Regions from separate parts of the Homo sapiens genome. Here all the other regions are linked to region 2. The links are chromatin loops, found by intact Hi-C in ENCODE. Cell type or tissue: sigmoid colon. All regions are shown on one strand.

The links. Peaks named below come from ENCODE experiments on the same cell type or tissue, not always from the same donor. Only the 100,000 strongest peaks of a DNase experiment are listed, where the experiment ranks them.
Region 1: it touches region 2 in a loop (3.0-fold over the local background); 4 of 110 quality-filtered maps call a loop at or near these places.
Region 3: it touches region 2 in a loop (3-fold over the local background); 6 of 110 quality-filtered maps call a loop at or near these places.

What each region holds. Positions count from the first base shown.
Region 1 is chr17:48,716,214-48,718,713 of GRCh38, reverse strand. It overlaps a transcript of PRAC2 not described here. Among named protein-coding and RNA genes, the nearest start is that of PRAC1, 5.1 kb to the left of the region's middle. In sigmoid colon, no CTCF peak of the experiment used is centred here; no DNase peak of the experiment used is centred here; H3K4me3 peaks cover 313 bases; H3K27ac peaks cover 647 bases; H3K27me3 peaks cover 2,500 bases.
Region 2 is chr17:48,617,475-48,619,974 of GRCh38, reverse strand. No RefSeq gene overlaps it. Among named protein-coding and RNA genes, the nearest start is that of HOXB8, 3.4 kb to the right of the region's middle. RefSeq lists an enhancer at 1,942-2,465. In sigmoid colon, CTCF peaks have their summits at 1,010 and 1,211 (motif pointing right); DNase peaks (open chromatin) are centred at 1,244 and 2,079; H3K27ac peaks cover 598 bases; H3K27me3 peaks cover 2,500 bases.
Region 3 is chr17:48,993,483-48,995,982 of GRCh38, reverse strand. No RefSeq gene overlaps it. Among named protein-coding and RNA genes, the nearest start is that of IGF2BP1, 2.7 kb to the left of the region's middle. In sigmoid colon, no CTCF peak of the experiment used is centred here; no DNase peak of the experiment used is centred here; H3K27me3 peaks cover 2,500 bases.

The DNA of each region.
Region 1 (2,500 bases), 99 kb before region 2:
TCTGCCTTTGTCTGACCTTCGGGGAAAAGAGGCGTGGGCGCCTGGGTCAAGTTCACGGACCTGGTCTGTGTCTTTTAGGACAAGCGGGGGCACCGTTCCCATTCTGACGAGGAGGGTTCTAAGCATTTGGGACAGTGTGGGGGCGAAAATGAAGCTGCGAGAAAGGACTTTCAATCTTAATCTGTTGCCCTAGTCTCACATCCCCTCCCCCTCCCGCAGCCCTGTAGAGGAGAAATAATTAGATCCGAAGGGAAGCCTTTGATTTGGAAAAATGCGAAGGTCTCATGGAATGAGCTTCCCAGAAATGGTCTTTGGCACTTGGGTAGTTTTGCGTTGAGTTCGGTGCCGGCGTTTATGAAAGTTAAGGATTTGCAGTATTCGGCACAGCGGTTTCTGTGGAATTCGATTCAGAGCAAACGAGATCACATCTACATTGCTTTCCAAAAAGCTTCAGACTCAACACATTGAAATAATTTTCCCCAACATCCTGGTTCCTACCCACCCCCCCCCCCTTTTTTTTTTTACAGGGCCTGATGCAAAATGATGTTCCTGCCCCTTAAAAAAAAAAAAAAAGAGCCTCAAAGTGGAAAAAAAAACTATCCCGATCGCAGCAAGTAGAACACGGGTCTTAAAACACAGAGCTACTTTTAAAACTTTTTTATAAACAGCCCCTTTTAAATTAAAAAAATTGTTTCAACGTGTATGTTTTATAATTTTTAACCACTGTTAATAGTTACTTTTTGTTCCCCTTCCCCTCAACCTAGTTATACACAACCTAATTTGGTTTGAAAACATACTGTACATTTTCTGTGTCCTAAGCAATTCCTCAAGTTATTGCAGTCTTCTAAGTGCTATTTTTAGATTGCATAATATGCAATGAAAGAAGTTGTCATAATTTAGAAAACGATTTCCCTAAAGTTAGTCTTTTAGGCTGTACCCATATTTAAAAAGAGGAGTTTCAGCTGGACACCGCAGCTGACCTATAATCTCAACACTTTGGGAGGACAAGATGGGAGGATTGCTTGTGGCCAGGAGTTCAAAACCACCGTGGGCAATATAGCCAGATTCCGTCTCTACAATTTTTTTTTTTTAATTAGCCAGGCATGGTGGCACTTGCCTGTAGTCCCAGCTACTCCGGAGGCAGAGGTAGGAAGATCGCCAGGGAGTTTCAGGCTGCAGTGAGCCTTGATCCTGCCATTGCACTCCAGCCTAGTCTACTCCAGCTTGGTCAACAGAGCAAGACCCTGTCTCTAGAAAATAAATAAATAAAATGAAGAATTTCTTTTCCTGATTAGAAAAGTACTCCAGCTTGGTCAACAGAGCAAGACCCTGTCTCTAGAAAACAAACAAATGAAAAGAAGAAATTTTTTTCTTGATTAGAAAAGTAACACATTCTTATTATTAAGAATTTCAAAATATAAAAATAATTATAAAGAAGGAAATAAAATTCACCCCATATACTACCACCCAAAGTTTACCAAGCTACTCTTTTGTTATATTTTCTTCAGTTATTTTTCCTTGCACATATGTACAATTTCAAAACTGAGATTCTGCAAGAATTTTTTTGTCTTGCCTTTTATTTAATGTTAGATTATGAACATTTCCCAGTGTTATTAAATATTCTTCAAAAGCTTGATTTTAATGATTGCATTTATTTATCTAAAAATCATTTCGATTTTTTGTTTCCATGTTTACTTTTAAAAATAATTCCTAAGAGTGAAATTGTTATGCCACTGAGTATGTTTGTTAGAGACATGAGAGTAGTATCCCCTGAAATAGAATGCTTCAAAAATTCTAGGTTAAAAATTCCCCCTTCTGAAATAGCCAGATGTGGTGCATACCTGTAGTCCTAGCTACTCAGGAGGCTGAAGTGGCAGGATTGCTTAAGCCCGGGAGTTCGAGGCTGCAATGAGCTTCTCTCTCTCTCTCTCTCTTTTGAGACAGGGTCTTGCTCTGTTGCCCAGGCTGGAGTGCAGTGGTGTGATCACTGTTCTCTGCAGCCTCAACCTCCCAGGCTCAAGTGATCCTCCCCCTCCCACCTCAGCCTCCCAGGTAGCTGAGACTACAGGTGTGCACCACCAAGCCCAGCTAATTTTTTGTATTTTTGGTAGAGATGGGGTTTTGCCATATTTCCCAGGCTGGTCTCGAACTCCTGGGCTCAAGTGATCCCCCTGCCTCGGCCTCCCAAAGTGCTAGGATTACAGGCATGAGCCATGAGGCCCAGCAGACACTGTGTCTTAAAAAAAAAAAAAAGTCCCCATTGTTAGAAGGAAATAAAAGGGGGCCTTTTAAGGTGCTCAAAATGTTCCGTGTTTTGATCAAGGTGGTGGTTATGTGCCTGTATACATGTGTAAAAATTCATTAAACTAAACATTCAAGATTTGTGTGTTTTACTTTTAAAATTTTAACACTGCTCTCCCACCCCCTGAAAGCCTGTGCCTGTTTACAAAGAAAAAGAGCAATGCAGGAAATAGGTGGAGGAAGCAAAGAAGGGGTGGGA
Region 2 (2,500 bases):
TGCCCCATCCTGGGCTACCCAGGCCCAGCCGGTGCTGACAGCAAAGACAGAAGGTCGGTTTCTGCCTAAAGCAAACGCTCAGCGAGGCTGGAACAGAGGGGAGTGCTGCGTGGTAGGGGCGAGGGCGCTTGGAGGGGCCTCTGCCTGCAGCGTCTGGGTCCCCAGCCCAGGGCTGCTTCTTTAAAGACAAACAAAGGCGAAGATGCGGAGGCTCGGAAGCCGGAGATGGGGAAATCAGTTGTCATAAAAGAGAGATTCAGAGAGGGACACCGCCAGAGTGCGAGGCAGAGAGAAGCCGGGAGAGGAATTCAATGCCGTGTGCGCAGCAATAAAATAATATGACCGCTATAAAAGTTTATAGCGTATAAATTTCTGAAGGTTAAGAAACTAAACAGCAGCAAAGCAAACAGCGAGGGGAAACTTTCCGGAGCTGAGAGAGCCGCAGCTGGGCCGGGGCTCCCGGCCTGGCGGGGGAATGGGTGGGCCCCGCTCCGGCAGCCTTCACCCTCACCCGCACAGAACACGGGGCTCCGGGCTTCCGGGGCGGGGGGTGGCAGGGGGCAGAGAGGGAGAAGAGAGAAGCCGGGAAAGAACACTTTGTTGTCGCAAATGCTTCAGAAATTGCAACTGGGGCTCTTGTCTTTGTTCTTCACACCCCCTCCAGAATCAGGCGTCGGAAACGAGGAGCCTCCTGCGCGCGCGCGCACACACACACACACACACACACACACACACACACACACACACACACTCAGGTCCGGCGGGGCCAGACGTCTGGGCGCGGGCAGCCTCTTGATTCTTTTACAGTCTCATCCTATCCTCTCAGGCCTCCTCTCCCCCGACAAAAAGCCCAACTGTTTCTCCTCAGAATTTGAAACAATCGCGTGGAGTTTGAAAACTGCTCGGTCCCCCTTTTTACAGGCCATAAAGGGCGCACTGCTTTGCGGTCTCCGCTAGAAATTAGGGGCAGGGGTGGGAGGTGTACGTAGAAAGAAAAAAGCTTAGGGCTTCTTTTTTTTCCTCCCCTCTGTTGTGTTTTTTTTCTATTTTTTAGCTTATCTACACAATTTCATGAACCGTTTCCTGATTCCGATGCCCACTCCCTATCCCTCCCCTTTTACTGCTAGTTATGAAAGTTTCTCCTGCTGGCCACCTCTGCGGCTGCTCTCCCAGAAAACTGGTGGAGCCGGTGGCTGCGGCGCCTTTTCGCAGAGCAGCCGCTAGATGGCACCCTTGCTCCATGTGAAACTCCCTGGAGCGGCAGCTGCGGATGTCTGCTCCCGGCACCGCGCCTTGGTCGGCCCTGAATCCAGGAACTGAGTGCTACCAAAAGTCATGAATAATTTGTACCTAATAAAAAAAATAGGGCTCGTTATGGCCTTACCCCCATTTTATAGATTTCAGTTATAGTAGTGTTCCCCCATCTCCTCAAATGGTCAATTTTCTGAATTTTCCCCAAGAGGAGGGCTCAGTGATTCTCACCCAGTTGCTGTGTTCGGTGGGGCAACAAATGCGTGAAAACGGGGAATAATAGTAATAATAGGAATAATGGGTCCAAATCCAAAAGGAGAATTGATTCGAAACAACGAGATTTTCCGTGAAAGGAGGCGAAAGGAATGTCCCTGGATGCGGGTCAGCAGGTCAGGTGAGAGGGGCTAGCCGGCAAAAGAAGGTAGGATGGAGAGGAAGCTGCCCATCGGCTGGAGAGAAAATCACGTAAGCCAGCCCGAGACCCCCCAGTTTGTGTGTGTGGGGGAATGGAGCCATAGCTTTTGTGGGGATTCGGAGATGCCCAAAGCCGGCAGGGCGGCTTCGCACGGGCGCAAGCTCTGGAGCCTTTGTATGAGTCCAGGGCTGGGCTGGGCTCGCGCAGGGCGACCTAGGCACGGGGCAGGGGCTCCCCAGGGCAGCAGGGTGCGGGAAGGCTCGGATGTGGTCTCTGGATGCTTTGCGCGCTCCCAAAGAATGCGCGTTTTCCCATGGGCGCGAAGGCGGGCGCGGCGTCAGGACGCAGGAGCTCTGTTCTCCCTGGGTTCCTGGGCTTCCAGGTGAGAGGTGCGGCTTCAGTGCGCCTTGGCCCTGGCCGCAGGCAAACCTGGGGGCGCCGGTCCTTTCCTCATTGAGCAGCTGGAGGTCTGGACTCCGGGCACTTTCGTTCTGAGACCCGCACCCTGGTTGTTCACAGCCCCTTGCATTCCAAATCTCCTGTGTCCTCCCGGCCCCGCCGGATCCCTGCCTTCCATCCGACAAACCTGCGCCAGCAATAGATACTCCCACCCCCTCAAAATCACCCCAGCTGCAGCCTCTCCTCTCCCCCACCAGGACTTAGTGCAAGGAGGTAAGCGGAGTTTCTCCTCAACTTGAGTTTCTCTAATAAATCTGCGCTCCGCTGGGTGTTTATAAATTGTCTCCTCGCTCTTTCGTTTTTTTTTTTTTTTTTTCCTATAACAGAAACATTTTCCTTCCATCAGGAATTTCTGGCACGGTGTAGAGATGATTT
Region 3 (2,500 bases), 380 kb before region 2:
CAAGCCCCGGCTCCACGGCGGAGCGGCGAGCGAGGCCAACGAGTTTCTAGCGGCGGAGGCTGGGATGGCGCCAGGGGTGGCCGAGAGCGCGGCCCGGAGACCCTGGAACCCCCTCGCCCAGGGAACGGGGAAAAAGGAGGGGTCGACCCCCAGAAATTCTGGAATCCCCTTGAACAGGGCGAAAACTGGGGTGTTACTCCGGACTCTGTGGGAGGGAGGATAATTCTAGCGGGGGCACGCGTGCTGGGAGGGCAGGTGAGGAAGGGGGTCACTCCCCTTCCCCAGTCCCCGACCCCATTGTCTCAGTCGCCTGCGGCCCGGGCCGACTCCGCAACACGTGTTGACTACACCGATATGAATGCCTTGAATTTTTTTTATTGTTATTATTTTTCGTTTGCAGAGTCTGAGCTGACTCCGACTTTGGCTCACCGCTCTGCGGCCGGACGATTGTATGCCATTCAAAAAGTCGGGAGTTGAAAGACAGCACGCAGCACCTTTGTCCCCCTCCCCGTTTTCCCGGCGCGCTGAAAAGAAATGGGGCTGGGACTTAGGGGCGGGGGAGGGCTTCCAACTCGGTTTCTCTATATCCTCCACCACCTTAGAGCCCACCCTCCCCAATGAGCGTTTTGTTCTACCCAGCCACGTGTTTGTCGGATTTTTGTTTTTGTGATTTTTTTTTCCCATGGAACAACAAGAATTAAAGTACTAGGAGCTATTTGTTGTTGAGTAGAAAGAGAATATTTTCTGTCCAAGAAGGTGGGAGACATCTGTGTCTCACCCCCACACACACACCTCCGACCCTCCCCCCTTATCTGACTCTTAATACTTAGCTGTTGGTCACAAGCATTATTTTTAAACAAACCAATGAGTAGGAAACAGGCATGCCACATAGTAGGCACTCAATAAACATTTTTTTAAATGAAAAACAAGCTAATACAAACAGCACAGCAAAGAGAATTGATGAAAATTAGAGTCCAGGGGGGAAAAAATTATCTTGGCCAGAACGTGTGGCTCTGTTGCCCGGGAACTTTTCTTGGTGATGTGTGTAGACTTTTGAAAGGGCTAAAAGATGGTCTCAAAAAGGCTGTTGTATTTCTTGGCCTTTTCCTAAAGAGGAGCCCCAATCTCCTTAAATCTTTTCTGTTATATTGGGGAACAAGGAGGAGGGCAACTAGGCAGATCATCCCAGTTCCCAGAAACTTTAAGTGCTGTTTCTTTCATTTAATTTGAATCTTTAGGTGCTAATAAAAGCACTTCTCAGATTGTCTCCCTGGGGGACATATCCACTACTCTGCCTCTGTATGCCTAAAACAAAAGCAAGTTACACCCCATAAAAATCTCCATCCAGACCTCTAAACTCCTATAAAATGCAGTCCACTTTTTACTATCCTAGAGTCAATGGGAAACAACATTTTTAAAAATAATCAGTGAATTCAGTTCACTTTCAGGTTGATTTTTTTCCATGTAAAAATATACTAACTAAATGTTAGCTGAAATCAGTTTTAATGTATTTAAGATAACGTTAGAAGAGAATATATAAATTTCACTTGAACAATCTGCTATTTTTAAATCCTTTTAAATATTTAATTAAAAATTACCAATAATTGCTAAATTGAAACTGATTAGTTCTTTTTAAAAAATCAGCTGTTTTACTGAATTCTAATCCTCTCCACCCCCCAAAAAAAGGCTTATGTGTGTATAGTCAGAAGCTGCAAAGGCTGCAAGAATACAAGAGAGGAGACAACAGGGGTGAGATACAGATCTTTTTAGCCCCCAAATCAGTTTTGCCTTAGTGACCTGGCTATTTTAGGCTGGGGTTGGGGGAACTAAATCACATTGATTGGTGTTTCATCTCTCCCTTTTGAATGAGCCCAGCACTCACATTAAGGGTTATTTCTTATCTAGACTGACATTCCTAGGTTAGGGATAAAAATGGGCAGACTTGAGGTACCATAACTTTTCATCTTTCTTTTCTTTGTTTTTGTTAACATTAAAGATTACTATCAAATATTGTATTTATTTTCAATTTTTTTTCTACATTGCTTCTTTGGGACAGATAAATCTTTAGTGCAGAGTTACACTTGTGTAAGAGTTAAAAATATAGCTACAGGATTAAATGGTTTTTTCTTTAATAATTATCCTTTATAATACATATCGTATATAATATATATTGTATATTCTACATAGTAATATTAATACTGTTATACCTCTTCCTCTTCTTGTTCTCCTCCTCTTCCTCCTCTTCTTTATTTTTTCCTGGAGAACAGTTTGGTCTAGTTATGGAATTTAATTATCTGAATTCAGAAACACTGACATTTGACTCCATTTTAAAGATAGGATAATAATCCATTTTCCTCCAATGTGAATATACAAATACATGCAGAGAGGAAAAAAAAAGTTTGAGAGAATAAACCAACTTTTTTAAAGATGAAAATAAAAGAATATTTTTCTTGGAGAAATAAGCCAAGTTAAAAAAAGGAAAGACAAAAAGGAAAGAAAA